3 separate regions of the Homo sapiens genome follow, and regions 1 and 3 are each linked to region 2. Evidence: chromatin loops called from intact Hi-C (ENCODE). Cell type or tissue: chondrocyte. All regions are shown on one strand. Each heading gives the region's core, and the rest is flanking DNA. Links, peaks and the distances in the headings are about the cores only.

The links. A loop is a pair of places that touch in the nucleus more often than their neighbours do. Peaks named below come from ENCODE experiments on the same cell type or tissue, not always from the same donor. Only the 100,000 strongest peaks of a DNase experiment are listed, where the experiment ranks them.
Region 1: a loop joins it to region 2, with 6 times the contacts of the local background. A loop is called at or near these places in 32 of 110 quality-filtered maps.
Region 3: a loop joins it to region 2, with 6 times the contacts of the local background. A loop is called at or near these places in 4 of 110 quality-filtered maps.

Annotation. Positions count from the first base shown.
Region 1 is chr20:35,878,376-35,888,762 of GRCh38, reverse strand. The region is part of intron 9 of PHF20 (PHD finger protein 20); the gene reads right to left. It also overlaps the pseudogene HIGD1AP16 and the pseudogene RNU4-40P. Among named protein-coding and RNA genes, the nearest start is that of SCAND1, 71 kb to the left of the region's middle. In chondrocyte, for the core only: CTCF peaks have their summits at 4,095 and 4,321 (motif pointing right); no DNase peak of the experiment used is centred there.
Region 2 is chr20:35,692,289-35,702,006 of GRCh38, reverse strand. It overlaps NFS1 (NFS1 cysteine desulfurase), which reads left to right and starts at 2,655. Exons shown (of 13, transcript NM_021100.5): 1 at 2,655-2,815; 2 at 3,417-3,526; 3 at 4,207-4,323; 4 at 5,547-5,630. The coding sequence starts at 2,719. ROMO1 (reactive oxygen species modulator 1) reads right to left here and starts at 2,602. Exons shown (of 3, transcript NM_080748.3): 1 at 2,551-2,602; 2 at 2,244-2,374; 3 at 1,027-1,209. The coding sequence starts at 2,374. The coding sequence ends at 1,101. It overlaps RBM39 (RNA binding motif protein 39), which reads left to right. Exons shown (of 17, transcript NM_184234.3): 17 at 1-660. RefSeq lists enhancers at 1,978-2,197, 1,769-2,428, 2,429-3,088 and a silencer at 2,688-2,877. In chondrocyte, for the core only: CTCF peaks have their summits at 2,482 and 2,684; DNase peaks (open chromatin) are centred at 2,296 and 2,666.
Region 3 is chr20:35,946,720-35,957,106 of GRCh38, reverse strand. It overlaps SCAND1 (SCAN domain containing 1), which reads left to right and starts at 2,605. Exons shown (of 2, transcript NM_033630.3): 1 at 2,605-2,659; 2 at 2,768-3,483. The coding sequence starts at 2,823. The coding sequence ends at 3,362. It overlaps PHF20 (PHD finger protein 20), which reads right to left. Exons shown (of 18, transcript NM_016436.5): 18 at 6,737-9,622. The coding sequence ends at 9,480. It also overlaps a transcript of CNBD2 not described here. RefSeq lists enhancers at 2,038-2,247, 2,348-2,547, 2,628-2,887, 3,008-3,087. In chondrocyte, for the core only: CTCF peaks have their summits at 2,330 and 2,529 (motif pointing right); DNase peaks (open chromatin) are centred at 2,646 and 3,066.

The sequences.
Region 1 (10,387 bases), core at 2,253-7,252, 180 kb before region 2:
AAAAAAAAGAGATGAGGGTCTCCCTATGTTGCCCAAGGCTGATCTCCAACTCCTTGGCTCAAGTGATCTTCCTGCCTCAGCCTCCCAGAGTGCTGGGATTACAGGCATGAGCCACCATGCCCAGAAGAAAATATTGTAAATTAAATCTTAAAGTTGCTGGTTCAAAAGTGAGGGGGAACTCAATTACTCTTGGGATAAGGTCATCTACTGAAACCAGTTTATTCCTCTTTTAAAAGCAGTATGAAAATCACTATTTCCAAGTAGTTACTGATATTATCATTTACCTGCTCTGTCCTCTCCCTCCTGTTTAACAAATTATTGTTAGGAGGAATCAAGAAAAAGCACAGAGCTCTCTCCTGGGCATCCAGGCTCAAAATCTCAACAGTCACCCTTTGCTCTTGTTGTTCCTAAATTACTACTATACTTTGGTATGTGCAGAGAAAAATGGTCCACAAATTTTGCTTTTAATAATGGTTACCCTAGGCCAGGCGTGGTGGCTCACACCTGTAATCCCAACACTTTGAGAGGTCAAGGTGGGTGGGTCACCTGAGGTCGGGAGTTGGAGACCAGCCTGACCAACATGGAGAAACCCCATTTCTACTAAAAAATACAAAATTAGCCGGGCATGGTGGTGCAAGCCTATAATCCCAGCTACTCAGGAGGCTGAAGCAGGAGAATTGCTTGAACCAGGGAGGCGGAGGTTGCGGTGGGCCGAGATCGCACCATTGCACTCCAGCCTGGGCAACAAGAGCGAAACTCTGTCTCAGAAAAAAAAAAAAAAAAAAGGTAACCCTAAGCAGTGTTTTCTTTATCTATTTTCGGGGGAGGGTGTGGAGTTAAACCCTAAAATGTTTCCTAATAATCCCTGCCTCCTGGTATTCACGCCCTGATATAATCTCTTCCTCTTGAGTGTGGGCAGAACCTGTAACTTCTTCTTTTTTTTTTTTTTTTTTTTAATTCAGTCTTTGTAGACATGTCAAAAATTGCCATTGCCAACCTATGTTGTAAGTTGTCACTTTGGTGTATTGGGAAAATTTTCAATTATTTTAATAATCATGCCTCAGATAAACCTCATTGGCTAGGATACTGCCACTGGGCAAAGCTGTAACCTGTCTCTAACAGAATATGGCGAAGGAGACAGTATGTCACTTTCATGATTGTATTAGGTAAGACTACAGTGTCTGTCTTACTAGGAAACACTCTTCCTTGCTGTCTTAGTGAAACAAGCTGCTACATTGTGAGCTACTCTATATGAAGCAAGGAACTGAGTGCACCAGCAAAAACCAAGGCCCTCAGTCTGACAGTCTAGAAGGACTGAATGCCGCCAACCATCAGGTAAGCCTGAAACCCTCCCCAGTAGAGTGCTCAGATGAGAATACAGCCTGAGCCAACCCTTGGATTGTAAGCTTGCAGAGGACCAAGCTATGCTTGAACTCCTCACCCACAGAAACTGTGAGAAAACAAATGTGTTGTTTCAGCTACTGTATTTGTGGTAATACTGTCACACAGCAATAGATAATATAGAGGGGGATCAGCAGCCCACTCATTTTCTATATATACTTGAGTAATGTTTTATACTTTTCCTTTTATAGTAAGCATACACTATGTTTATACTTTAAAAAAAGTTTGTAAATTGTTTTCTGAAATTTGGCTTAGAAATAAATATCCTATTTAATATTTTGTGTACCCATTGCCAGTATCAGATGACCTCACAACTGGATGACTATGATTAGATTATGATGATGGTGATATTCCGTCTGGCTGGCAATGCTCAGTCTGGCATTCAAGGCCCACGTCACTCCAATAGTGGCATCTTGCTTCCAAACGCACCTCCCATTCATCCATAAGGAGGCCTCAGCTCCTGCTCCAGCAACTGCTTCATGCTCTCGCAGTTCACACCCCTGCTTGGCCTGTGCCCTCTTCCTGCCATTCCTCCCTGGCTCAGCCAAGTCTTCACTTCCATCCAGACCCAGCTCACTCCACAAACAGAAAGACATCCAGATGGCCCTGGCTCTCAGGGACCACATGCCATCAATTCCTGCCACAAATGACTATCTGCTCTACCTCATCATCAGCACTTAACATCTGCTCCTGGATCCTGTTATTTGTCACTTCTCCAGCCAGGGGAAAAGAGCCACTTCTCATTGTCATGTGTTCCCTCAGGACCAAGGCCCAACACAGTTGCTATTCTTGTCGGCAATCACGCCATGTGGCCCAGCAGTTTGATACCTTTTTGATATATATTTCACATAATATAATGAATAAAATATTTTTCATGTCTATGAAGGAATAATTTTTTCAGCTTGAAGCATCAAAAAGCAATCAAAGATTAGCGAAGGCCAGGCACAGTGGCTCACACCTGTAATCCCAACACTTTGGGAGGGTGAGGCAGGCGGATCACTTGAGGTCAAGAGTTCAAGACCAGCCTGGACCAGTCTCTACTAAAGCTACAAAAAAAAAGCTGGGCATGGTGGTGGGCACCTGTAATCCCAGCTATTTGGGAGGCTGAGGCAGGAGAATCACTTGAACCCAGGAGGCGGAGGTTGCAGTGAGCTGAGATCTCATCAGTGCACTCCAGCCTGGGCAACAGAGTGAGACTCTGTCTCAAAAAAAAAAAAAAAAAGTATTTACTGACATAATCTCAAGATTATAATTTTTTGGCATTAAAATAAATAATGATAGAAACAGATTATAACCCATAGAACGACATAAGAATCCATGAGCCCATGCAGATAAACAAACAAGGAAAGGAAGGAAAGAAGTGAGATTAAACCCCCCTAAGGCAGAATATAAACTAATACATGTTGAAAGAATGATGAAAGTTAGATATCACCATTTGGCAGCCATCACAGTAAAAATTGTTTCAGGCAAGAAATACCAGTAGATGCTAAAATAATGGGTGAAAGTTTGATGAGGAAATAAGATATTTACATAGTCTCAATGTTTCTCTCACAAGAAATGTATTCATTATAAAGGGGGTAATAACAGCTTTATAGTAGAAAAAGCTGGTAGATACTACCTTAGGTAAGTGATAAAAGTTAATGTCACCAGTAAATGGGACAAACAGGTTTTCATGTGCTTCCTGATAGAATGCACCTGAAAAGGTCACAACATCACTTACGTGGTATTTCTGTGGAAAGTGAATAACCCAAATCAAATTATGAGGATACATCAGAAAAACCCAAATTGAGGGATATCATATTCAGAAATGTAATGTCAAGGTCATAAAAGACAAAAACTGAAGATCTCATTTTTAAAAAGTAAAAAAAAAAAAAAAAAAAAAAAAAAAAAAAAAGCTTATTCCCCTGTCCCCCACTCCAGTAAAAAAAGTAGAAGACTGAAGGTCTGTTTCAGATTAAAGAAGACAAAAGAAATATGACAGCTGAATTCAACGTGTGTATCTGGATTGGATCTTGACCAGAAATAAAAAAAATTTACCCCCATTTTTTCCACAAAGAACATTATTAGAACAAATGGCAAAGTTTTTAAAAGGTGTTGATTTTGATTATATTGTGGGAATGAAAGAGGATGTCCTTGTTTTCAGGAAATACACACTGAAATATTCAGGGCTAAAGGTCTGCAATTTATTTTCAAACAATTCAAAAACTACATTAAAAAATCTGGGAGAGGGCTGGGCATGGTGGCTCATGCCTGTAATCCCAGTACTTTGGGAGGCCAAGGTGGGTAGATCACTTGAGGTCAGGAGTTCGAGACCAGCTTGACCAACATGGTGAAACTCCATCTCTACTAAAAGTACAAAAAAAATTAGCCAGGCGTGGTGGCGTGTGCCTGTAATTCCAGCTACTCGGGAGGCAGAGACAGGAGAATTGCTTGAACCCAGGAGGTGGAGGTTGCAGTGAGCCAAGATCTCATCACTGCACTCCAGCTTGGGCGAAAGAGTGAGAATCCATCTCAAAAAATGAAATAAAATAAAATCTGGGAGAGAATAATAAAGCTAACATGGTAAATTGCTAGCAATTGGGGAATCTATATTTTCCAACATAGGGAAAGGTATAAGGGAAATCTTTTTGCTATTTTTGCAACTTTTTTATAAATCTGAAATTATTTTTTGTCATTCTTTTAACCCATGCTACATAGATGTATAAGTCTAAATTATTTCAAAATAAAAACTTCCTAAAAATATATTCAGGAAAAAATATGCATCTACATACGTAGGAAAAATACTTTGAAGCCACAAATACTCAAGTGGAAGGAAAGGAACCACACCGACATATAGTCCTGGTGAACATTTCAAGGCTAGCCCCTGGAATGCAGATCTCTGCACTCAGCCCCCACAGAAATCACTGAGCACTCATTCCACAAGGTGGCAGAGCTGCCCCAAATGCCAGAGTTAGGTTGGAACAGCTAGCCCTAGACTAGATGTGTTGCCCTCCCAGCTCCTCCTCCTCCTGCTGCCCATGAGCCTCCTTCACACCAATTTCTCAGATTGTGACTCCATCTCGGTTTAAAAACGCAAGACTATGGCACCGACTCAGGAAAGCAACACTAAACAGTGACTAACGCAGCATCCCAGCTTCCAGGGACCTGGCTGGATGCTTCTGAAGATGGTCATGGTCCCGCCCTATTTCCGCTTACTTACGTTAATACATTCCTGGTGAATGAGTTCTCAACAACCTCCCTTTCCCCCAGCAATCTTTCTGGATCGTCCTGTACTCACACCACTAAACCTATGTTTCCAAAGAAACACCAGAAACACCATTCAGTTTCCAGATCAAGACATTTTCCACAACTCAAAGAATTCAAAAGGCACCACCCAGTCCTGGAGTACTGACATCACTTGTACCACACACCACCCTCCAAATCTAGCCACCCTACTAAGCCTCTTACTCTGAGTGTACACACTGCTTTAATGAGTGCCCCGAGAGCAGAAGTTTGCATCACATACTGTGCAATGCCCCTAAAGGCAGGGACTCTGTTCATTTCACTTGATTTATATAGCACCCAGCATCTTATCAGATGGAATTAGGCACTCAGCAGGAAAACAACAGTTACAGACTCTGGGCCAGACACACTGGCTCACACCTGTAATTCCAGCACTTTGGGAAGCCGAGGCAAGTGGATCGGTTGAGCTCAGGAGTTTGAGACCAGCCTGGGCAAAATGGCAAAACCCTGTCTCTACAAAAAATACAAAAATTAGCCAGGAGTGACGGCGAGTGCCTGTGGTCCCAATGATTTAGGAGGCTGAACAGTGGGGAGGATCACTGAAGCTCTGGAAGTCAACACTGCAGTGAGCCGTGACAGCGCCACTGCATTCCAGCCTGGATGACAGAGTGAGACCCTGTCTCAAACAAAAATTTAATTTAATTTTACCAACCTCTACAATACTGACCATTAGGAAGTGTGCCACTCTAGCTAACTCACTCCTTCATGCCAAATATTAGGCTCTTTGTCTGTAAAACAGGGAGAATTAATAGGGAAAAGTTAGAAAGAACTTAAATATCTTTCAGCAGGGGCTAGGTAAATAAATTATGGAACATCCATACAATGAAATAAATTATACGTAATTGTTTTTGTTTTTGTTTTTCCAGAGACAGGGTCTCACTCTGTTGTCAAGGCTGGAGTGCAGTGGTAGGATCATAGCTCACTGCAACACCGAATGCCTGGGCTTAGAGAGATCCTCCCATGTCAGCCTCCCGAGTAGCTGGGACTACAGGCGTGTGCCACAATGCCTAGCTAATTATATTCTTTTTCTTTTTTCTTTTTTTTTTTTTTTTGAGACAGAGTGTCGTTCTGTCACCCAGGCTGGAGTGCAATAACGTGATCTTGGCTCACTGCAACCTCCGCCTCCCACGCTCAAGCAATTCTCCTCTCTCAGCCTCCTGAGTAGCTGGGACTACAGGCACACACCACCGCACCTGGCTAAACTTTTGTATTTTTAGTAGAAACAGGGTTTTGCCATGTTGTCCAGGCTGGTCTCCAACTCCTGACCTCAGGTGATCTGCCTGCCTTGGCCTCCAAAAGTGCTGGGATTACAGACTTGAGCCACTGTGCCTGGCCTAATTATATGTAATTGTGAAAGAAGATAGGGCTGGGCATAGTGACTCACACCTCCAATCCCACCACTTTGGGAGGCCAAGGCGGAGGCCCAGAGTTCAAGACTAGCATGGTCAATATATCTAGACCCTGTCTCCACAAAAAATTTAAAAATTAGCCAGGCTTGGTGCCACATGTCTGTAGTCCTAGCTACTCAGCAGGCTGAGGTGGAAAGATGGCTTAAGCCCAGGAGGTTGAGGCTGCAGTGAGCTATGATCATGCCATTACACTCCAGCCTGGATGACAGAGCAAAACCCTTCTCAAACAAATAAATGAATGAATACATAAATAAATATTACCCATCACATTACTGATATGTTCCCAATGGATCTACTTGCTCTGGCTGGGGATAAAAAGTACTCAATAAAAGTGTGCTTGAACAAGGCCCAGAGGTAGGAGTGTAACAATACATATACCATGTAACCACCATGGAATGTAAATTCAGGTTAGACAAGAGAATTTCACAAGTGTAATAACATTCTATGGTATATAAAAGTTTGGGTACACTGTCTGGCCAAACCAGCTTGCTCTTAAGTCATTAATCAAAACCATTATGGGTAATTTGTTCAGTTTAATGTTTACAATTCTTATGGAAAAAATAAGCAATGAACACATTTAAAAAGTGTTCATTTACCTTTGCATGAGTGCTTAAAATAAATATTTCTATTTCAAGATGACATTTAAAAATTATTCTAATATAACAGCAGCAAAAATATAGTTTGCAATTACTAAAGAACTCAACTAGAATCCGTAAGTTATGCCTGCAGGATAGCAAGGAGGCCATGTGGCTGCAGCAGAATCAATAGGAAGGTGAGGCAACAGGTGGCCAGAAGAAGCTGGGCCCTGCAGGCCAGTGTATGGCCCTGAGGCCCTCATGACCAAATACTAACAGTAGTGGGCCATGGGACTATGGGAGACAAGAATGTTAGTTGAATTATCCTTGTATATTTCTGGAGTTCTTTTCAAATTTATGAATATTTTTTCAATTGCCCAAAAAAAGCATATAGAATAAAAACAAGATGACTGCCATAAATGGGGTGAAAGGCAAAAACTGATAAAGTCTGAAGAAGGTCCTGATTTTGAAAATTATACTGTGGTAATGTAGAAGAATGTCCTTGTCTTTAGGAAATATGGAATATTTTTTTCTTTTTCTTTTTTTTTTTTTTTTTAGACAGAGTCTTGCTCTGTCGCCCAGGCTGGAGTGCAGTGGTGCTATCTCAGCTCACTGCAACCTCCACCTCCTGGGTTCAAGCAATTCGCCCACCTCAGCCTCCCAAGTAGCTGGGATTACAGGCGCACACCACCATGCCCAGCTAATTAAATATGGGATTTTCTAAAAAGTACTTAGGGAGGCCGGGTGCGGTGGCTCACGCCTATAATCCCAGCACTTTGTGAGGCCAAGGTGGGTGGATCACCTGAGGTCAGGAGTTCAAGACTAGCCTGGCCAACATGGTGAAACCCAGCCTCTACTAAAAATACAAAAATTAGTCGGGCATGGTAGCACGTGCCTGTAATCCAAGCTACTCAGGAGGCTGAGGCAGGAGAATCTCTTAAACCCAGGAGGCGAAGGTTGCAGTGAGCAGAAATCGCACCACTACACTCCAGCCTGGGTGACAAGAGCGAGAAACTCCGTCTCAGAAAAAAAAAAAAAAAAAAAAAAGGTATTTAGAGATAAAGGTCTGGAACTTATTTTTAAACAATTCAGAAAAAGTACTTTCTAAAAAAAAATTTTTAATTTTTGTTTTCTTTGAGACAGAGTCTCGCTCTGTCATTTAGGCTGGAGTACAGTGGCACAATCTTGGCTCACTGCAATCTCCGCCTCCCGAGCTCAAGAGATTCTCCTGCCTCAGCCTCTCGAGTAGCTAGGACTACAAGCATGTGCCATCACGCCTGACTAATTTTTTTATTTTTGTAGAGAAAGGGTTTCACTATGTTGGCCAGGCTGGTCTCGAACTCCTGACCTCAAGTGATCTGCCCGCGTCAGCCTCCCAAAGTGCTGGAATTACAGGCATGAGCCACCGCATCCCATCTAGAAAAAGTACTTTAAAGAGTAGAATAATAAAGTAAATATGGTAAATTGCTAGCAATTGGGGAATTTGGTTAAAGGTATATTCTTTGTACCATTTTTTAACAACATTTTTAATAACAAATTATTTCAAAATAAAAACTTCTTTAAAATATATGCAGAAAAAATACCTTATGGCCACAAAATAGCTAAATGGAAGGAAAGCAATCCTGCCAACACAGGCTATCTCCCTATCCTGAAAATGAAGCATTTTTCAGTTTCTCAGTAAATTCCTCAAAGCAACCAACCTCAGTTTGGCAGCAACTTACCCCACCTTAACCCACTTCAGGAAGTCTGCAATTACCTCAAAACACATACCTGACAGTCTCAGAAATCGCCCTATGGTCATGCTGTGCTAGCTGCTTTGCCTCCATTTTCAAATGCCTAACTGCTGCCCATCCTTCAGGTTCCCGTGCAAGTACCGCCTTCTTCCATCCCTGCCGCTAAAGCACCAACCTAAGTATCACCTCTCCCCAAGAGGCAAATAGCAAATCCAAATAGCAGTTAATGAACACTAAGTCCAAGAGTGCCCACTCATCTTTGCATACGCAACAGTTAGCAGTCCTAGGCATATGGTAAAGGCTCAGTAAGTGAGTTGAAGTCAATTAATTTCTTTCTCTCTCTCCTTTCTCTTTCTCTCTTTCTTTCCTTCTTTCACAGGGTCTCACTCTGTCACAGCTCTGGAGCACAGTGTTGCCATGATCATGGCTTATTATAGCTTTGACCTCCTGGGCTCAATCGATTCTCCCACCTCAGCCTCACAAGTAGCTGGGATTACACGCACATGCCACCACACCCGGCTAATTTGGTTTTTTGGGGTTTTATTCTGTTTTGTTTTGGAGGGTTTTTTTTTTTTTTTTGGAGAGATGGGGTTTCACCATGTTGCCCAGGCTGGTCTTGAAGAGGTCAATTTGTTTTTTTGTTTTTTTTTTGACATGGCTCACTTACTTTAATAATAATACATATACCATGTAACCACCATGGAATGTAAATTCAGGTTAGACAGGAGAATTTCACAAGTGTAATAACATTCGATGGTATATAAAAGTTTGGGTACACTGTCTGGCCAAACCAGCTTGCTCTTAGGTCATTAATCAAAACTACTGTAGGTAATTTGTTCAGTTTAATGTTTACGATTGTTACAGAAAAAATAAGCAAAGCACACATTTAAACAGTGTTCATTTACCTTTGCATGAGTGCTTAAAATACATATTTCTATTTCAAGATGACATTCAAAAATTATTCTAATATAACAACAGCAAAAATATAATTTGCAATTACTAAAGAACTAAACTAGAATCCATAAGTTATTCTCATGTTTACAATTGTGATTCTTTAATAAATACTACCATTATGCAGCTGTATTGTAAGTTTTCCAGATTTGGTTTAAATACATGCACATATATATATTGTCAGTTGTGGGAAGCTTTACAAGTTATAGTCCATGCACTTTTTGGACAGAGTTCTAAAAGAGCCAGCCAGTCCACAAAACAGGCAAAAAAAAAGTTAAATTAACTAGGGCAAATAGGACTCTTCTATAACATCCAAAATATGTGAGATTCTGCAGCAAACTGGGAGTACTTCAGGGTTGGCCTGTTATCTTCCTTAGAACTAAGTTCATCTTAACAATTTAAGAAGGTGGACATTCAACACCATCAAGTGCATTTAGGTGACATGTTTCTTTTAAGTTAACTTGACTTCCTTGAATGACCTAGTTAGTAAACTAGTCACTAGTAATTCAGTCAACAGGCAAATCAAGCCTGCAAGAAAGGAAGCCAATATTCAAAATGCCGTGTTACCATCTAAACCCATACAAATTAGTTTATTTTCAACAATAATACGTAACTTCAATAATGAGACGTCTAACTAAAACAAGCTCCTCCTACAAGAGCAAGACAGCGTCTCTTCTTCTAAGGCTTAGGTTTTGCCCAGAATTCTCGATACATGATATAACAACAGTCATTGCTCCTACAACAAAGCCTTGGGCTGCCACACCCATGTGGATCAGATGAAGGGACATTTTAGTATTTCCCCTGCTCTTCAATTTGTATAATCCATATGCAACAATTGCTGCAAAACCTTCTATTCCAACAAGTACGAATGGTGCCTCTTTAGCTTTTTGAATAAGTTTGGATCCCTGATCTTCATCATATGAATTCAGAAAGGGAAACATCTGTGTTTGTCGACATAGTGATTGCTTAAACAATCTCCCTAGAGCAAGAAAATCTCGCACACGCCAACCTGAAGAGGTCCATTTCTATGTAGCAG
Region 2 (9,718 bases), core at 1-5,000:
TCTGGAATTTAGCCAGTTGAGAAGCTACAGAAGTTTCTATTTTTTTTTACAGTGGATGAACTGTTTTGCTTTTTCTGATAAAGCCACTAGGTATATCTAAATAACAACCTCGGGCTGGACGTGGTGCCTTATGCCTGTATATGTGAACACTGGGAGGCGGAGGCGGGTGGATCATGAGGTCAAGAGTTTGAGACCAGCCTGGCCAACACAGTGAAACCCCGTCTCTACTAAGAATACAAATTTTTTTTGTTTTGAGACAGAGTCTCGCTCTGTCGCCCAGGCTGGAGTGCAATGGCTCGATCTCAGCTCACTGCAACCTCCACCTTCTGGGTTCAAGCGATTCTCCTGCCTCAGCCTCCCGAGTAGCTGGGAATACAGGCGCGTGTCAACACACCCGGCTTAAGTTTTTGTATTTTTAGTAGAGACGGGGTGTCACCGTGTTACCCAAGATGGTCTCCATCTCCTGACCTTGTGATCCACCAGCCTTTGCCTCCCAAAGTGCTGGGATTACAGGCATAAGCCACCGCGCCCAGCCTAACAATACAAAATTTAGCTAGGCATGGTGGCACGTGCCTGTTATCACAGCTACTCGGGAGGCTGAGGCAGGAGAAACGCTTGAACACAGGAGGCAGAAGTTGCGGTAAGCCGAGATCGTGCCACTGCACTCCAACCTGGGCGACCAAGGAAACAACCAACCTCAGGATGAACATTGCTTTGGAAATAATGCAATGTGTGACCTTGAGGAAATTTCGGCTTATAAATCCATTTTTTGAAGTAGTTTTTCTCCTTTAAAATGGTGACCGTAGTAACAAGCACAGAGTTGTACTGAGTAATTAGTTGAATAGTATCTATGGAAAATACTAGACACTCCCAAGTTTTCCAATTTTGGATTAAGAGAGGCAGGCCTTGTGAAAGAGATACTAACCCTAGTCATTACGTTAGTCCATCTCTTTAGTGCAGAAGATCCTTGGCAAAGCTGGATAATAGGCTGAGAGAAGAATATTCCTTTAAGAGAGGGACACTGACTACTCAAAGACTTTCTTTTATTAGTACATGGGCTGGGATTGATGGGAAGGGACAGATGTAGTTGGCAACCATGGTTAGCATCGGATGCCCATCCCAATGGCCATGAATGTGCCAAAGGTGCCGCCACTCTGCATCATGGTTTTCCCAATGCCGCCCATCAGCTCTCGACCCCGCATTCCGATCCTGAGGAGGAAACCAAGATGGAGCTATTTGGTAACAAAAATATCAGAAAGAGTATTAACTGCTCCTTTCCAATTTTTTGCTAACACTAGTCTAGCAACCCCTACATCTGATTTTCCACTTACTGGATATTATATCTTACTACCTGGGGTGGGTAATGAGAAGGAAAAAGATCCATCTGGGTCTCCAGGGTATTTTTCTGGTGGATGTCGTATTAACTGCCTTCAGTTTGTGGGAGGCAGCAGATGCAGTGTAAAATACATAGAGAAACCAGCTTTTTTGACTGGTGTTGCCTGCAGTTTAAGACCCAATAAAGACATCTGTCTTTTAGTTTCTTGGTGTTAATGATTTTGGAGTAAGGTGGGGGTTCAAGAGTCAGCTCTACAATTTACACATAGTGTCAAGTGTAAAATGGGCATCTCAACATTATTTACAGGATTTTGAAAACTACAGTATTTAGCACAGTGCTTAACATAGAGTAAGTGCTCTGTAAATGATAATTTACAATCTAGGGATATGGCAATAACAGCCTCTAAATGTGAAAATGACCTTTAGAGTGTAAAGTTTAACTGCTTTATCTCTGTATCCTGTATCCAGAATAGTAAAACCGCTGAACGAGTTTCTTTCCTTATGCGCAATTGGAAAAAAAAATAAAAGCAACAGTAGTAACTAGTTACTGAGCACTTAATATGTGCCAGATGCTGTGCAAAGTGTGCTGATCGAATTTTTACAACTCTATAAGTTAGATGCTACTGTCTTCATTCTACACTTAAGGAAACCCAGTCTCCAACTTGCCTAAAGTCACCGAACCAGTAAGAAAAGGGCCAGAAAGCATTTTGACTCTAAAGCTCAAATTCTTAAGCACTGACGCTTCCAACCTGACTTTACAGATTGAAGGTGGTTTGGAATGAGTCTGGCTCGCGAGGGGACAGAGAGGGAAGTCGAAAGAAGGAGGCTGTGTTCAGGCTCCAGGCCGAATGGGGCAGGGCCGGAAGGTCTGGTTGTCCTGCCCAGAGATCACCGCCCGCGCCCCTCACCTGAGACAGGAAAAGGTGCCGAAGAGCGCCCCGGCCGCCATGCCCACGGCGCAACCCATCACGAAGCCCATTTTGACACGGTCGAAGCAGCTTGGCTGGGACTGTCCGTAGGGACCCACGGCCACCGGCATCTGCGGGGGATAGGAAAGTGTGGGCCCAGGCGCTGGCCCAAGAGTCGGGCGGGGACGGAAGCGGTAGGCTGGGAAGTGGGCCCAAGGGCTCAGGGGAAGTAAGGGAAGGAAAATCAGTGGGTAGCCCGACTCCACCACCCTCTTCGCGTTCCGGCCCCGCGTCGCCCGGCGCCTACCTCACCTCGCTCGCGGGCTGGGTCGCTCAGCTCTACGTCTCTCACGGAAAACGACGGGGAGGGCGCTCGCGGCCCGATGAATCGCTTCCGGAGCGCCGGGCAGCACTTCCGGGAGCCTGGGGCCCAGGACTGCAGCGGCTTCGGAAGGTGGGCTCTGCCAGCGGGACCATGCTGCTCCGAGCCGCTTGGAGGCGGGCGGCAGTGGCGGTGACAGCGGCTCCAGGGCCGAAGCCCGCGGCGCCCACTCGGGGGCTGCGCCTGCGCGGTACGCTCGGGTCCCGCTCTCCGGGAGGCGCGGACCTGTCCCCTCCGCGCGGCGACGCAACTGAATATTCCGGAGCCTTCCTGTCCACCCTGCTGCCCAGACCCTCTGACCCTTCTCTCAAATGACACATCCCTCAAACTTTCTTAGGCGGGTCCCCGAACGGTTGACCCCGGCGCACCACCCCTCGCACCCTGCGCGACAGGCCCCCAGAGCCGTGGAGGCGCGTCCTTCAGACCGCTCCTGGCCAAGTTACAGATGCTGCTCCGGGCTCCCGTGCAGACCGTTACCTTCGGTCAGAAGGGACTGCACCTACTCTGGCTCCACGTTCCTTCTAAACGTCTTTGCCCTTTAGAGCCTTCCTTCCTACGATACCATTTGAATATCAACTCAACACCCCCTCCAGGAACCCTCTCTCCCTCTCCCTTACCTCCTTTTACAGCGTGTCAGGTATCTGGTGTTGTTTTCTTTCCATTGAGATTCGACCCTAGCATCCCTTACACTTATCTCACCTCCAGCCAGATTTTTCCTTCTGCCCTTTGGATGCCATGCGTTCATAGTTGCCTTCGGTCTTACTTGGCTACTCCGTTCCATTTTTTATCAGTTGGAGACCGTGCTCCTCAGTCTGCGGTTCCCGCAGATACAGCCGCTGCCCCGGAGGTGGGGCCAGTGCTGCGACCTCTCTATATGGATGTGCAAGCTACAACTCCTCTGGTAAGGATGAAGCTTTTCCCAAGGCTGCTTATAGGAAGTAAATGATGGGCGTGATCACGCAAAGAAATGGCTGAATCCCTGGAGAAGTGAGAGCCGTGAAGGTGTGCTGGAAAAAGCACTGAGCGAGGAGTCGGGAGGCTTAAATTCGAGGCCACTGGCATTGGCTTTACTACTCACTAGCAATTGACCTTGGTCAGATCACTTCAGCGCAGGCTCTATAGTATTAGTTAAAAGCATGGGCTCTGGAATGAGCAGAACGGCCACTTAGTAACTGTGTGAACTTGGACAAGTATTAAACGGGTTAAAAGACTAATGCAAGTTTTCACCAATGTGTGACCAGGGGTGTTTGCCTAGGCCCTGTCCTGTCCCAGCCCCTTATAGATCACATTACCTGGCAGGAATGGAAACACCAGCAGAAACAGATGTCGGAACAAGGCAGTGTTTGTAGACTACCTGAGGGGAGGCAGAACAATCCGAGTTGGGATGGGTTGTGAGTGGGAGTGTATTAGGTTGATATTTGGTGGGTAGTTTTGTGGGAACAAAAGAATGTTTGAGGCCTCCTCTAGGCAGTGCCTGAGGGGTTGAGAGTGTCTTAAGGCAGGGTGGCCAGGTCTGAGGGGTGGAGTGGGACCTGAATTGACGATGCGCTCAAGGAAAATGATCTGTTCTGTTGTGTTCAGGACCCCCGGGTGCTTGATGCCATGCTCCCTTACCTAATCAACTACTATGGGAACCCACACTCCCGGACACATGCTTATGGCTGGGAGAGTGAGGCAGCCATGGAACGTGCTCGTCAGGTTAGTACACAGGAGTCTAGGAGGTTCTAAGGTCAAAGAGGGGCAGTGGCCTGTGGGAGGCATTTCTTTCTTGGTAGGTGTGCATGGAGGTAGAAATGGTTTTGGATTCTTTCTGGAAGAGATTCAAAGAGCAGCCTTGGAGTTTGACTGCAGGCATTTGATTGGTTCCCATATTTCCTGGCTAAATGACTTGGGCAAGTTATCTAATTTCTTTGAGCCTTATTTTCCTCATTTAAAACAGAGATTGTGGTAGTTTCTACTCTGTAGGGTTACTGGGTGGATTAAATAAGACAATGCTGATAAAGTGTTTATTACCACAACATCTGTAAGTAAGAAGTACTATAAATAGTAAGAGCTCAATAGTTCTTTTTTTTTTTTTTTATGAGATGGAGTTTTCACATTTGTTGCCCAGACTGGAGTGCAGTGGCGCACGATCTTGGCTCACTGCAACCTCTGCCTCCCGGGTTCAAGTGATTCTGCTGCCTCAGCCTCCCAAGTAATTGGGATTACAGGCACACGCCACCATGCCTAGCTAATATTTTTGTATTTTTATTTATTTATTTATTTACTATTATTTGAGACAGAGTTTTGCTCTTGTTACCCAGGCTGCAGTGCAGTGGCACGATCTCGGCTCACTGCAACCTCTGCCTCCCGGGTTCAAGCAGTTCTCCTACCTCAGCCTCCCAAGTAGCTGGGATTACAGGCATGCGCCACCACACCCGGGTAAATTTGTATTTTTAGTAGAGACGGGGTTTCTCCATGTTGGTCAGGCTGGTCTTGAATTCCCGACCTCAGGTGATCCACCTGCCTCAGCCTCCCAAAGTGCTGGGATTACAGGCTTGAGCCACCATGCCCGGCCTAATATTTTTGTATTCTTAGTAGAAATGGAGTTTCACCATGTTGGCCAGGTTGGTCTCGAACTCCTGACCTCAGGTGATCTTTCCACCTCGGCCTCCCAAAGTGCTGGGGTTACAGGAGTGACCCACCACACCTGGCCAATAGTTCATTAAAAAAAAAAAGTTATTATTTTGCATTGGGCTGGAAAAGAGCCTGGGATCTGGGATATAACTAGAATCTGATTCTTGTAGGTGCAGACCTTCATCCAGGGCAATTTGGTGGAATGCAGTGGAGCTCTTCTTGCTCCAGGGCTGTCCCACCTGTGTCTGCAGCTCTATTTCTGCCTGGGGAACTGATGTTATATATCTCTGTTTCTTGGCTTGCAGCAAGTAGCATCTCTGATTGGAGCTGATCCTCGTGAGATCATTTTTACTAGTGGTGCTACTGAATCCAACAACATAGCAATTAAGGTAAGAGAAGGGAACCAGAGGGTGTATGTGGGCTTTCCTGACCTAGGAGATAGTGTCCCTCCATCATTTGGACTCGTATATGTATTTCGCAGCCATCCATCCCCACCCCATTGTGAAGAGAAGGCTTGCAGTCTTTCTGATTTGTTGCTTCCTTTAACCCTTTGCAGTCTACTCTTTCTTAAGTCTTTGCTGCTGTTGGTCTGAGTTGAGTGAGGCAGTTGGATAGCAAAGGAGGTGGCCCTCAGGCCATTAACCACTTGTTTTTTTTTTGTCTGGCAGTTACTTCAGAGAGTGGATAATGGTGATTGAACCTTTTCTCCATTCTTCTTTTTTTTTTTGATACATAGTCTCACTCTGTCGCCAGGCTGGAGTGCAGTGGCGCAATCTCAGCTCACTGCAAACTCCACCTCCCAGGTTCAAGTGATTCTCCTGCCTCAGCCTCCAGAGTAGCTGGGAGTACAGGTGCCCGCCACCATGCCCAACTAATTTTTATATTTTTAGTAGAGATGGGGTTTCACCATATTGGCCAGGATGATCTCAATCTCTTGACCTGATGATCCTCCCATCTCGACCTCCCAAAGTGCTGGGATTACAGGTGTGAGCCACCGTACCCGGCCTTTCTCCATTCTTTTTATCTAGTAACAACAAGTTATATATGTGATTTCAGGGCTGTCCTCCTCTCAGCCTTCCTTTTTCTTTCTGATCAGATCTATTTGCAACAAGTTCCTCCTGTTTCTTTAGATATCTCCATTTTGAAGTGCTTGTCTTTGTGGTGCCCTCTGCAGGCATTCACATGGTCACCCATTCTGGGATCAGTCATTTTGTCCTGGGTACATAGAAGATCTTTGGTGCTAATGCAAGGAAAAGGTACTTTTAGTAGTCACGTTGGTGTTTCATAGAACATAGTCAGATTTCACTGGGCCTGGTTGCCAGGATTATGTGAGTAAATGCCAAGGCTCTGAGAAATTGTGGCTTGCTGTACTTTGAACTCTGGCTCCACTTGCTCTCATCTTTGTCTTTGAACTGTGCTGCCAGTGTTGGTTTCTTTGACCTTGGCCTGAATATAGGAGGCCTAGGACGGGCTTCAGGGTCATCAGCACTCTGCCTGATCATGTTAACAGGAAGGCATCCTTCCTTGGGACTGCAGAGACCAGAGAGTCGGGGTGAAGGTTCCTCCAAAGGTGGAGATGGTTTCTGAAATGGAGAGCATTTTCAAAACTTCGAAAATATTTTCTTTGGAAGTCTCCACAGATTCCAAACCAACAGGTCAAGGATCGCTAAGAGTACCTGTGATGATGTTTCTTTTAATCTCCATGATTGGTAGAGTAAAATAATCTATAAATTGTTAAAGAAATCTACATCATGGGTAACTGAGATAAAATAAGGTGGGTGGGTGGTGAAATGTCATTTAAATGAAATTTTTATAAACAACTGTAACATTTTGAACTATCATCACCATCCCACAACCATTTTTTCTTTTTTTTTTTTTAGACTGAGTCTCACTCTGTCATCCAGGCTGGAGTGCAGTGGCACGATCTTGACTCACTGCAAGCTCCGCCTCCTGGGTTCACGCCATTCTCCTGCCTCAGCCTCCTGAGTAGCTGGGACTACAGGCGCCCTCCACCACACCCGGCTAATTTTTTGTATTTTTAGTAGAGACAGGGTTTCACTGTGTTAGCCAGAATGGTCTCGATCTCCTGACCTCGTGATCCGCCCTCCTCGGCCTCCCAAAGTGCCCCACAACCATTTTTACTTACTGATGTAAATACTTTTTAGGATAAAATAGAGTATAAATCAATTATAAATGTTTCTCATTTATGTTCTTTGTCCTCATGAACAGACCATTTTTACATAGTTATAATTTTGTCCTATATGGTTTAATATTCTGCTTTTATTTTATTTATGTGTTTATTTTTTATAAGACAGGGTCTCAGCCGGGCCCAGTGGCTTACACCTGTAATCCCAGCACTTTGGGAGGCTGAGACCGGCAGATCATCTGAGATCAGGAGTTCGAGACCAGCCTGACCAACATGGTAAAACCCCGTCTCTACTAAAAATGCAAAAACTACCTGGGTGTGGTGGCACACCCCTGTAGTCCTAGCTACTTGGAAGGCTGAGGCAGGAGAATCAGTTGAACCCAGGAGGCAGAGGTTGCAGTTGCAGTGGGCCGAGATTGCGCCATTGCACTGTAGCAACAAGGGCGAAACTCTGTCTCAAAAAAAAAAAAAAAAAAGACATGGTCTCATTCTGTCACCTAGGCTGGGGTGCAGTTGCACAATCACAGCTCACTGGAGCCTTGAACTCCTGGACTCAAGCAATCCTCTCATCTTAGCCTCCCAAGTAGCTAGGCTTACAGGCGTGTACTAGCACGCCTGTCTAATTTTGTTATTTTAATTTATTTATTTATTTTTTTTTGAGATGGAGCCTGGCTCTGTCGCCCAGGCTGGAGTGCAGTGGCGTGATCTCAGCTCACTGCAAGCTCTGCCTCCTGGGTTCACGCCATTCTCCTGCCTCAGCCTCCTGAGTAGGTAGGACTACAGGCTCCCACCACCACGCCTGGCTAATTTTTCTATTTTTAGTAGAGATGGGGTTTCACCATGTTAGCCAAGATGGTCTCGATCTCCTGACCTTGTGATCCGCCTGCCTTGGCCAACCGAAGTGCTGGTTTTACAGGTGTGAACCACCGCGCCCGGCCTGTTATTTTAATTTTTGTAGAGATGCGGCTCTCATTATGTTGCCCAGGCTGGTCTTGAACTCCTGGGCTCATGTGATCCTCCTGCCTTTGCCTCCCAAAGTTCTGGGATTACTGGCTTGAGCCACTGCACCTGGCTTTTTATTCTGCTGTTAAAGGTAATAGTCTTTTATAAGCTCTGGGGAGAGATGCACATTTTCTTTCCAAGTTTTTAATTTTTGAAAAATAATTCTGTCACATATGGTGTGTTTTTTTAAAACCAATGGAAAGATTTAAAATGAAGTGTAGGCCGGGTGCAGTGGGTCAAGCCTGTGATCTTAGCACATTGGGAGGCCGAGGCAGGCAGGTTGTCTGAGCTCAGGAGTTCGAGACCATCCTGGGCAAAATGGTGAAACACCATCTCTACTAAAAAATACAAAAAATTAGCTGGGTGTGGTGGCTGTAGTCCCAGCTACTCGGGAGGCTGAGACAAGAGAATTGCTTGAACTCGGGAGGCAGAGGTTGCAGTGGGCCGAGACCACACCACTGCACTCCAGCCTGGGTGACAGAATGAGACCGTCTCAAAAAATAAATAAACAAAAATAAAATAAAATGAAGTGTAAATCTTCCTCTCCTTCCCCAAGGACCCCAGTCCCTGATCCTGTTCTGCAAAGTTGATACTGTTAATTCTTTTTTTTTTTCCCAAGGGGGAGTCTTGCTGTGTCACCCAGGCTGGAGTGCAGTGCCGTAATCTTGGCTTACTACAACTTCTGCCTCCAGGGTTCAAGCGATTCTCCTGCCTCATCTTCCTGAGTAGCTGGGATTACAGGAGCCTGCTACCACACCCAGCTAATTTTTGTATTTTTAGTAGAGACGGGGTTTCGCCATGTTGACTAGGCTGGTCTCAAACTTCTGACCTCAGGTGATCCACCTGCCTCAGTCTCCCAAAGTGCTGGGATTACAGGTGTGAACCACTGCTCCTGGCCCATTTTTTTTTCTTTTTTCTGTTTTTTGAGACAGAGTCTTGATCTCACCTAGGCTGGAGTGCAGTAGCCAGATCTCAGCTCACTGCAGCCTTGACCTCCTTGGCTCAGGTGATCCTCCTGAGTAGCTGGGACTACAGATGTGTACCACCACGCCAGGCTAATTTTTTTTTTTTTTTTTTTTTTTTTTTTTTTAGTATAGATGATGTTGCTCAGGCTGGTCTTGAACTCCTGAGCTCAAGCGATCCTCCTGCCTTAGTCTCCCAAAGTGGTGGGATTATAGGCATTAGCCACCACCACATCCAGCCCCCTTTTTTTTTTTTAATTAATTAATTTATTTATTTATTTTGAGATGGAGTCTCACCCTGTCGCCCAGGCTAGAGTGTAGGGGCATGATCTCGGCTCACTGCAACCTCTGCCTCCCAGGTTCAAGC
Region 3 (10,387 bases), core at 95-5,094, 260 kb before region 2:
TAGGGATGGAAGAAATAGACTAGAGATCTAACATAACATCTCATGATTCCAGGTGCCACAAAAGTTCATTCCCTTTCACAAGAAGATAATAACTAAATTTTAAACATGGAATTCTAGGACATTTATGATTTAACCCCCACCAGTGTTCCAACCTCATCTCTCACCCCTTCTCCAGATCCCAACCACTTTCCCATATAGCCTGCAGTTTCCACAGTTTTGCTCCTACTCACTATGTGCCTTTGTACAGGCAGTACCTTCTACCTGGAATGTCCCTGAGCCCCACCCATTTTGTTCTTGAGTCTCAGCTTGAAGTCTCCTCCCCAGTGAAGACTTCTATCACCTCTTGCCTCCACAGAAGGGTTAGTGTGCTCCCTTAGGCCTAGAAACTGAGTACCTGTTACCACACAGGGAATAGCACTGTTGGTCACTCTGGGCAGCAAACCCAACTACTGAGGGGCCAGACAGAAGTCAAGGTTTGAAGCCAGTAGGCATAACAAACACTAAGACCCTGCTTTCTCACCTCTAAAAAGAAAAGAGAGAAAAATATCAACTCTAAATAAAGCAACAACCTGAGAGCAACAGTAAATGCAAACAACATTCTATTTCAGAGAACCATAGGGAATGGTTGAGATTGAGACCAAATGGGACAGAGTATCTTGTCTAAAGGAAGTCGTCTCTACTCAGTGTCAGCTGATTGTTGACCAGCAGGAATTTGGGTCCAGTGTGGCCAGCTCTTCCGTTTTTTCAAGAAAAATTAGAAATCCAGATTTGCATGTGAAATCTCCCAATTTTTACATGTCAGCAACTAAAAAACATTAAAGGCCCACTGCAACGACTTTCAAGGTTTTCAGGCTATGGAAATGATTTCATGAGGGTCCACTTCTACCCATCCAAAGGAAACATCCTATGGTAGGGGTAAGTTTTATATCAGGGCTAATGGCATGTTAATGGTTGTTAAACCTGCTCCTCCATCCTGCACGGGCTCAAAAGGACTGCAAGGTCATAGAAAACCTTTCATATGAGGCCCCTGTCCTTTGAGGGCCTCAGTTTCCCCTTCTGTAAAATGAGGATATAAAACCTATTTGTGGCCCGGCACGGTGGCTCACGCCTGTAATGCCAGCACTTTGGGAGGCTGAGGAGAGTGGATCACCTGAGGTCAAGAGTTCGAGACCAGTCTGGCCAACACGGTGAAACTCCATCTGTACCAAAAATATAAAATATTAGCCGGGTGTGGTGGTGGGCGCCTGTAATCCCAGCTACTCGGGAGGCGGAGGGAGGAGAATCGCTTGAACCCGGTAGGCGGAGGACTCAGTCTCAAAACAAAAACAAAAACAAAAACAAAACTATTTGTGAGTCAGCTACCAAACAGAAAACCACCTGGCCGAGGGCTGTCAGGGCCACGTGCTTTTACCTACATCATCTCACTGAATTCTCAATTACCTCTGAGAGGTAAGTTCTATTACATCCACATTTTACTGATAAGAAAACAGTAGCTCAGAGATAGCAAGCAGTTTACCTAATAAAAACAAGAGCAAACTTCTTAAAAGCCCTTTCTCTCCAACGGCTTAATTTATTTAATCCTCCTAACAACTCTGAGCTGGGTATCGTCAAAGGGGATTCCACCAAGGTAGCCTCACTCCAACACTCTAACCCAAGGCTGCTCAACAGAAATATAATGTAAACTGCACATGCAATTTAAATGTTTTTAGAAGCTGCATTTAAAAAGTAAAAACACAGGTGAAATTAATAACATTTTTATTTGACCCAATATATGCAAAACATTATATTCCAACATGTAATCAGTATTAAAAAGTATTGAGATAATTTTTACATCAGTTTTTTCGTACTAAGTCCCGTATTTTACAATATAGCACATCTCAATTCGCTATATTTCGAGGGTTATCAACTAGCTACGTTGCAAGAGCTGAGTCAACTCAGGAGGCCAGCGGCCACCATAAGGGGCAATGCATTTAGAGTTCACTTATTAAATGCTGACGTTAACAGAACCCACAGAGCCGCATTTCCCTTGGTTTCGGAGGACACGCGAAAAATAACAACAGCAAAGGGTTCTCGAGCATCTCCTTCGCGCCAGACGGTGTGTTGTACTTTGTCATCGTCGCAGTAAGGCCGGTGCTATCGCCCTCCTAGTTTGACCAAGCGAGAGGACTTTCTCCAGATGGGCCCCTCCCGAGAGAATGGTCGCCGTCCCGCTCTCCTGTTCGGGTCACCACCGGCCGGGCGCCACTCGAACGAGCCCCGGCCAGCCGTCACCCTAATCATTCCCGAAGGAGGGGCCATCAGAGCTACAGCTCATCAGGGTCAATCAGAAGGGGCGCCCGCACGCAAAGGTCACCTGCAAACCGAAGCGGCGCACGGATAAGGTCCGGGACTTGAAGTCTATCTCCAAACATTCAGGCTCCTCCTCCGACTCCTCCTCGAACTGGCGCTCAGAGGCGCCACCATTCGGAAGGAGCCCAGGCCACGCGCAGCTCGCCCTCCCGCACCGCGAGGGCAGCAGCCGCCTCATGCGACTCGAGAACGCTAGAGGGCGCCGCTTCCGGGAGCCCGCAAGCGGCTTCCGGGTGCTCGCGCGCCGACCTGGACGCAGAGAAGCCAGAGACTTTCGCTTCCGGCTGCCGCAGGCGCTTCGCTGGTGCAGGTAAGCTCCGCACACTCTCGGCCGGTCCCGAGTCCGACTCCCTCAAGGGTGACGCGAGCTCTGCCCTTTAACCGGAAACGTCTCCCTGCTCACCCCACCCCCGCGCAGACGCAGTGCTGAGCACACAGCTACCGGACAAAGAGTGACGCCCGGAGCTGGAGTTATGGCGGCTACGGAGCCGATCTTGGCGGCCACTGGGAGTCCCGCGGCGGTGCCACCGGAGAAACTGGAAGGAGCCGGTTCGAGCTCAGCCCCTGAGCGTAACTGTGTGGGCTCCTCGCTGCCAGAGGCCTCACCGCCTGCCCCTGAGCCTTCCAGTCCCAACGCCGCGGTCCCTGAAGCCATCCCTACGCCCCGAGCTGCGGCCTCCGCGGCCCTGGAGCTGCCTCTCGGGCCCGCACCCGTGAGCGTAGCGCCTCAGGCCGAAGCTGAAGCGCGCTCCACACCAGGCCCCGCCGGCTCTAGACTCGGTCCCGAGACGTTCCGCCAGCGTTTCCGGCAGTTCCGCTACCAGGATGCGGCGGGTCCCCGGGAGGCTTTCCGGCAGCTGCGGGAGCTGTCCCGCCAGTGGCTGCGGCCTGACATCCGCACCAAGGAGCAGATCGTGGAGATGCTGGTGCAAGAGCAGCTGCTCGCCATCCTGCCCGAGGCGGCTCGGGCCCGGCGGATCCGCCGCCGCACGGATGTGCGCATCACTGGCTGAGCGGTGGAGCTGCGGGCGGCCAGGGCCGGGCGCTCTGTGCGGACTGGGGCCATGATCGGGCCCGGGGGCCTGAGCCTGGGACCCCACCCCGTGTTAATGAAAAATGAGTTTTGGCAGCGCCTGTGGTCTGGTGTGTCTCTTTCATTCGTTCTTATTGGGTTTATTTTACCAAGCCTGTTTCCTACCGCCTTTCTGGCTGGTGGCGAAACGAAGTTGGGAGTCCGTAACAATAAGGCCTTCGTTGGCTATAGTGGGATCTTTAGATGTTGACTGAACCTAGGTTATCCCTCTACCACACATGGGAAGTTTTTCACCTGGGCTCCCAAGGACCCACTTGGGTTTCTTACACGCAAAATAGCTGGCTCTATTAAATGCTCACTTAACTGGCTACCTCTATACCAATATGGGCACCAACTTGCACCTGCCCTTTGGGTACAGGCTTCCCAAAATGTCCAAGTTACTGGGCCATTTTAATGTGAAGTGTTTACTGCACACCTTCACAGAGATAGGCTAGTTCTTGTGAGCTCTGGCTTATGCCGCCAGGCTTGCTCAACTTCCTTGCCAAATTTTAGGCCTGTGGTAGGAATAAAGCAGAACTAGTTGAAGTAATGGATTATTTACATTACTGAAGCTACTCATTTTAATGTCTCTCCGGCTGGCTCCCTTTTGGTGTTTAAACTAGCATAATCGTTTACAAAGGGAAGAAAGAATTTGGCAAATAATGAGGACCTGTTCTGAAATCTTAAACCTACTCTGTTTCCAGAGGCTTCTGCCCAACCAGGAAGGAGCTAGTTAGGGTCCATGGACAGCTTGGATTGGTCCCAGATAGGTCCTATTGCAGTGAGTGCCATTTGTTAATATAAGGAAGGCCAGACTTGTCTTCCTTGCACTGCTCTCAACAATCAAAATCAGCCTGCAGTTCACACCACAAAGCATGAGTGAGACTGGGCTGGAAGTTGGTGAGGGGCAATTTGCTTTTGAATATTAAAGACAGACAAATTGAGAAGTATTTTTGCATTCTTGGGATTTCTTGGCAGAGTTTGCACCTGCCTCCCTGGAAAAAGATAGTTGTTTAGAAGGTAAGAACAGCCTTCTTTAAAAGGTAATGTTTAAAGAAGATTAGAATAGGTGAAGAAGGACAAGCACAGTGGCTCACGCCTGTAATCCCAGCACTGTGGGAGGCAGAGGCGGTGGATCACTTGAGATCAGGAGTTCGAGACCAGCTTGACCAACATAGTGAAACCCCCATCTCTACTAAAAATAGAAAATTATCTGGGTGTAGTGGCACATGGCTGTAATCTCAGTACTTTGGGAAGCCAAGGCGGGCGGATCACTTAAGGTCAGGAGTTTGAGACCAGCCTGACCAACATGGTGAAACTGTCTTTCTACTAAAAATACAAAATTAGCCGGGCTTGGTGGCGCACGCCTGTAATCCCAGCTATTCGGGAGGCTGAGGCAGGAGAATCGCTTGAAACCAGGAGGCGGAGGTTGCAGCGAGCAGTGATCGCGCCATTGCACTCCAGCCTGGGCAACAAGAGCGAAACTCCGTCTCAAAAAAAAAAGAATGGTGAAGAACTTTATACAGTCATGCATCTCTTAATGGGGATGCGTTCTGAAAATGAGCCCTTAGGCAGTTTTATTGTGTGAGCCTCATAGAGTGCACTTATGCAAACTAGATGGTATAGCCTACACACACCTAGGCTTTGTGATAGAGCCTACTGCTCGTAGGCTACAAGCCTGTACAGCATGTTACTGTACTGAATACTATAGGCAGTAACAATGGTAAGTATTTGTGTATCTATACATAGAAATGGTTAAGTAAAAATATAGAATAGGCCGGGTGCGGTGGCTCACACCTGTAATCCCAGCACTTTGGGAGGCCGAGGTGAGCGGATCACGAAGTCAGGAGTTTGAGACTAGCCTGACCATCATGGTGAAACCCCATCTCTACTCAAAATACAAAAATTATCTGGGCTTGGTTGCGGGCAACTGTAATCCTAGCTACTCAGGAGGCTGAGGGAGGAGAATTGTTTGAACCTGGGAGGCGAAGGTTGCAGTGAGCTGAGATCGCGCCATTGCACACCAGCCTAGGCAACACGGTGAGGCTCCATCTCAAAAAAAAAAAAAAACATTTATATATATTTATATATGTATATATACACACATGCATATATACACATACACATATATATATGCATATATACATATACACACACACACACATATATATATATATATATAAAAGTAAAAAATAAGAGTTTGCGGGACTGGACATTGTTCTGGCTGGGTAAGTGGTGAGTGAATGTGAAGATGTAGGACGTTACTGTACGCTACTCCAGAATTTATATAAACACTGAACACATAGACTAATTTTTTTTTGTTTGAGAGAGGATCTCACTTTGTTGCCCAGGCTGGAGTACAGTGGCACAATCTAGGTTCACTGCAACTTCTGGCTCCCAGGCCTAGGTGATCCTCCTGCCTCAGCCTCCCAAGTAGCTAGGAATACAGGTGCATGCCACCATGCCTGGCTAATTTTTGTAGAGATGGGGTTTCACCATGTTGCCCAGGCTGGTCACGAACTACTAAACTTATTTTTTTTAATTTTCTTTCTACAATAATAAATTAGCCTTAGTTCACCATAACTTTTTGTTTTTGTTTTTTGTTTTGTTGAGACAGTTTCACTCTGTTGCCCAGGCTAGAGTGCAGTGGTACGATCTCGACTCACTGCAACCTCCTCCTCCTGGGTTCAAGCAATTCTCCTGCCTCAGCCTCCCAAGTAGCTGGGACTACAGGCATGCGCCACCATGCTAATTTTTGTATTCTTAGTAGAGATGGGGTTTTGCCATGTTTGCCAGGCTGGTCTTGAACTCCTGACCCCAGGTGATCTGGCCGCCTTGGCCTCCCAAAGTGCTGGGGTTACAAGCGTGAGCGACGGCACCCAGCCTTTTATTTAGAGACAGGGTCTCCATCCTCAGCCTCCCTAAGTGCTAGGATTACAGATCTGAGGCACCTTGCCTGACCAACTTTTATACTTTGTAAGCTTTTAAATTTTAACTTTGACTTCTGTAATAACACTTTGTGTTTACACACATGGTACAACTATACAAATATATTTTCTTTATATCCTTATTCTATGAGTTTTTTTCTAGTTTAAATTTTTTATATATATTTTACTTTTTAGATTTTTGTTAAACACTAAGACAAATCCACGCATTAGCCTAGGCCTATGCAGTAGGACCATCAGGACATCACTAGGTGATGGGAATTTTTCAGCTCCATTATAATCTTATGGGACCACCCTGTATATGGGGTCCATGGTTGACAGAAACGTTATATGATGCATGACTGTAACTCAACAATACGTAACTGAAACATAGCAACAAGAACCTGTTTTATTTTTTCCAAATACAGATACAGAAGTCTGCGTGTTTTGCAAATATTGCTTCAAAGCAACATTTCTATATACAGCGCCTTCTGTTCTAATAGCGCGTAAACATAGATATGTATCCACAGTGCAATGTTGGCTCATCAAGGATCCACCTTGCATACACTTACCACTTAAAGAAACAAAATGATTAGTCAAACCGGAACTATTTTTGTCAAGGTAATTTTTTATAGGTGGATAGTTTTTCTAAAGACAAAACTTAGGTAGTGCACATATTTCTTTCTTTTCTTTTATTTTTATTTTTTTGAGATGGAGTCTTGCAGTTGTCGCCCGAGCTGGAGTGCAATAGCGCAATCTCGGCTCACTTCAACCTCCGCCTCCCAGGTTCCAGCACCTCTCCTGCTTCAGCCTCCCAAGTAGCTGAGATTACAGGCGTCCGCCACCACGCCCAGCTAATTTTTGTACTTTTAGTAGAGACGGGGTTTCACCCTGTTGGCCAGGCTGGTCTCGAACTCCTGACCTCAGGTGATCCACCTGCCTCGGCCTCCCAAAGTGCTGGGATTACAGACGTGAGCCACTGCACCCAGCTGATAGTGCACATATTTCTAAATGGTAACAGCAATGTTTGCAAATAACGGTTTCCAGTGCTCCAACATAGGGTTAATTCACCTTGACCCAGGAATTGGGAATGGAGCCCCTCAACATGGCTTTAAATTAGGGAAGCACAATGAGGTTATAAGAACTTGGGGAGTCTTCTCTGCTTCCCTAAGAACAAAAGTCACAATGAATGAAAGGAGATTACTTCCTTTACCAAAAATTTAAACAATAATCCCAATAATGGCCAGTTGGCAAAATTAGGGCAATTCAGTTTCTGCTTACATCGTTGAACAAGACATGAAATTGACTACCTTAAAAGTTACAGCTTCCACAGATGTGATTAAAACTCAAATGTATTTTCAGAAAAGAAAAATCAGTAATCTAATAATACAACAATCATCACGCCTCACAGGTGTGGCTACAGAAAGCCATCCTGTTTCTTCCCTTTTCAGACTGCATGACAGAACTCTTACAATGCAGCTGTCTGAACGTGCATGCCATGCACGCCTGTGCATTTCTTCCCACGCCAGAAACACCAACGTTAGCAGTGAGAAACAGCCTCTTGTAGAGGAATCGTCGTTTTGTTATAGATGTTATAGCCACGTGTATTCTCTCTGATGGACAGCTATAGCAGATCAGCTTATACTTGTCCTATAATTCATTATATATCAAATGGTGAGCAAATCACTAGACAGAACATTCCCTGAAATAGATTTTAGTACAGAGGCCTGAATTCATGTCCACAATGACCTGTGCTTAACTATTCCAAAGGTCGCTAAAGATACTGTTACTACTATTGAGATATTATTGGCTACTTCACGTTTACATAGTAAATGTTTGCAGCATATAACATTACAGACTCATAAACCCATAATTAACTTATAAGTGTTAATGGACAACTGTGCTTTGATTTTTGCCTTTAGTGATAAGAAAACAAAGTAGTGAAATGGGTCACTCCTCAAAGCATGGAACATTTTAACTTTGCCTAGTAAGGAAAAACAAAACAAAATATAGCAATTACATGTGGAACCGTAACCTGCAAAAGTAACACAAATATTGTCTCAAAAGGTACAAATAGGTTGTACCTGGACCTTAAGCAGCATGATCACCTTGCTCTCACAAAATAATACAAACAGGAAATGTAAAATGTTAAAGTATAGTAACAAAACAATTCTGAAAACGCTGACTACTAAACACCCTTCAGGAAGGAGAAAAGTCGCACATGTAGAATTTGAAGTTTGTTTACAACAATATAAAATAAGGTAATTCCCCAAACCACATTCTTTGTAACAAATCTTTACAGTGAAAGAGTTTGAAATTTTGGGAAACATTTTTGGACATTAAATAGAACGGGGAAGCTGTCAATATTAAGAAGTGGGTAGAAAATGCTGTCCTTTGGGTTCCAGACCCTGCCTGCTTCGGTTTGGAATTCCTCCTAGATTCTTATTACTGTGAGTGAGATTCTAGTTCTTCCATAGGCTGTATGGGCTCTGCTACAAAAGCCATAACCCAGCCAGCTCTGGGGTGAAGGCATACAAACTTGTCCCCAGTACCATGAAGTCATGCAAGAGATGTGGTGAGAAAAGTGAAGAGTCCTAAGGAGAAAGCAGGGCAGCCAAGACTCTGCTCTTTCCCAACCTCCACAGCATGGTGAGCTCACAATATTCCTATGAAGCTAGAAAAGGAAAATGATGCCTGCTGCCCAAACACCATGCCAGGAAGAAACCAGGGAGTTGGCATGTGCCCCAACGTGATAGAAAAGTCAATTAAATAAACTCCAAATTGAATTTACAACTGTCTCCAACTAAACTTTTTTGGCTCTCATTCCGTTTATCATCAGTGGCACAATTTCAAGTGAAGTTTGTGCAAAAAGACTCTCTTCATTCAACGATGTGCACAGAAGAGGGGAATCCCAAGAGTCTATTTGCTACCTTTATGGCAGGCTTCGAGATCAGAGTGTCCTCCCGCAGCCAAAATGGCCTCTTTGTCCAATGTCCACCACACTCCTGGCCCAGATCCCTGAAGTCAGTCGGTGTCACGTGCATTCAGCATGCTAGGTTTATTTATTTAAATATGCGAAGCTCCTCCTGCAGGTGCCCCAGGATTGTGCCCCCATGAGTTTTGGGTGCCCAGTTTCATGTTGAGCAGCAGAGGGCGATCTGCTGCACCTTGCCCAGGTCCATCAGCAGCTGCTTGATACAATGCTTGAGCTGCGGAAGCCTGGCCAGCGGCTCAGGGGGCTCCAGTTCCCCAGTGTAGTCCAGCCAGCTCTCCAACACTGTCGGCAGAAGAGAGAGATGAGACCTAGTGAACTCCCAACACTTGATTTGCAAGAACATCAGCAAGCATTTCAGCACCTTATTCCATCAGACATGGGGCAAGGGAGGAAGGGCCATTTCAGCCTCCATGGGGCAAGGGAGGAAGGGCCATTTCAGCCAGCACTGTGTCAACACCTGCTCTACAAAGTGGTACTCCCAGGACAAAACACAAATGCTTTAGAGCAGCACAGTCCAAAAGAACTTTCTGCGATGATCAATGGTCCAAGTCTGTGTCATCCAATACAGTAGCCACTAGCCTTATGCAGCTATTGAGCGCTGGAAACATGGCTAATGCAACTGAGGAACTGAATTTTAAATTTTATTCAGTTTTGGTTAAACAGCCACACATTGCCAGAGGCTACTGTTACCAGAGTCTAGAAGTCTTGGAAGGAAGCACCTTTCTGAGTGTTACCACTCACTCTTTAAAAAGCTTTCCCAGCCGGGCGCGGTGGCACATGCCTATAATCCCAGCACTTTGGGAGGTCGAGGCGGGCAGATCACAAGGTCAAGAGATCAAGACCATCCTGGCCAACATGGTGAAACCCCATCTCCACTAAAAATACAAAAATTAGCCAGGCATGGTGGTGCCCGTCTGTAGTCCCAGCTACTCAGGAAGCTGAGGCAGGAGAATTGCTTGAACCCGGGAGGCGGAGGTCGCAGTGAGCCGAGATCGTGCCACTGCACTCCAGCCTGGCGACAAAGCGAGACTCCATCTCAAAAAATAA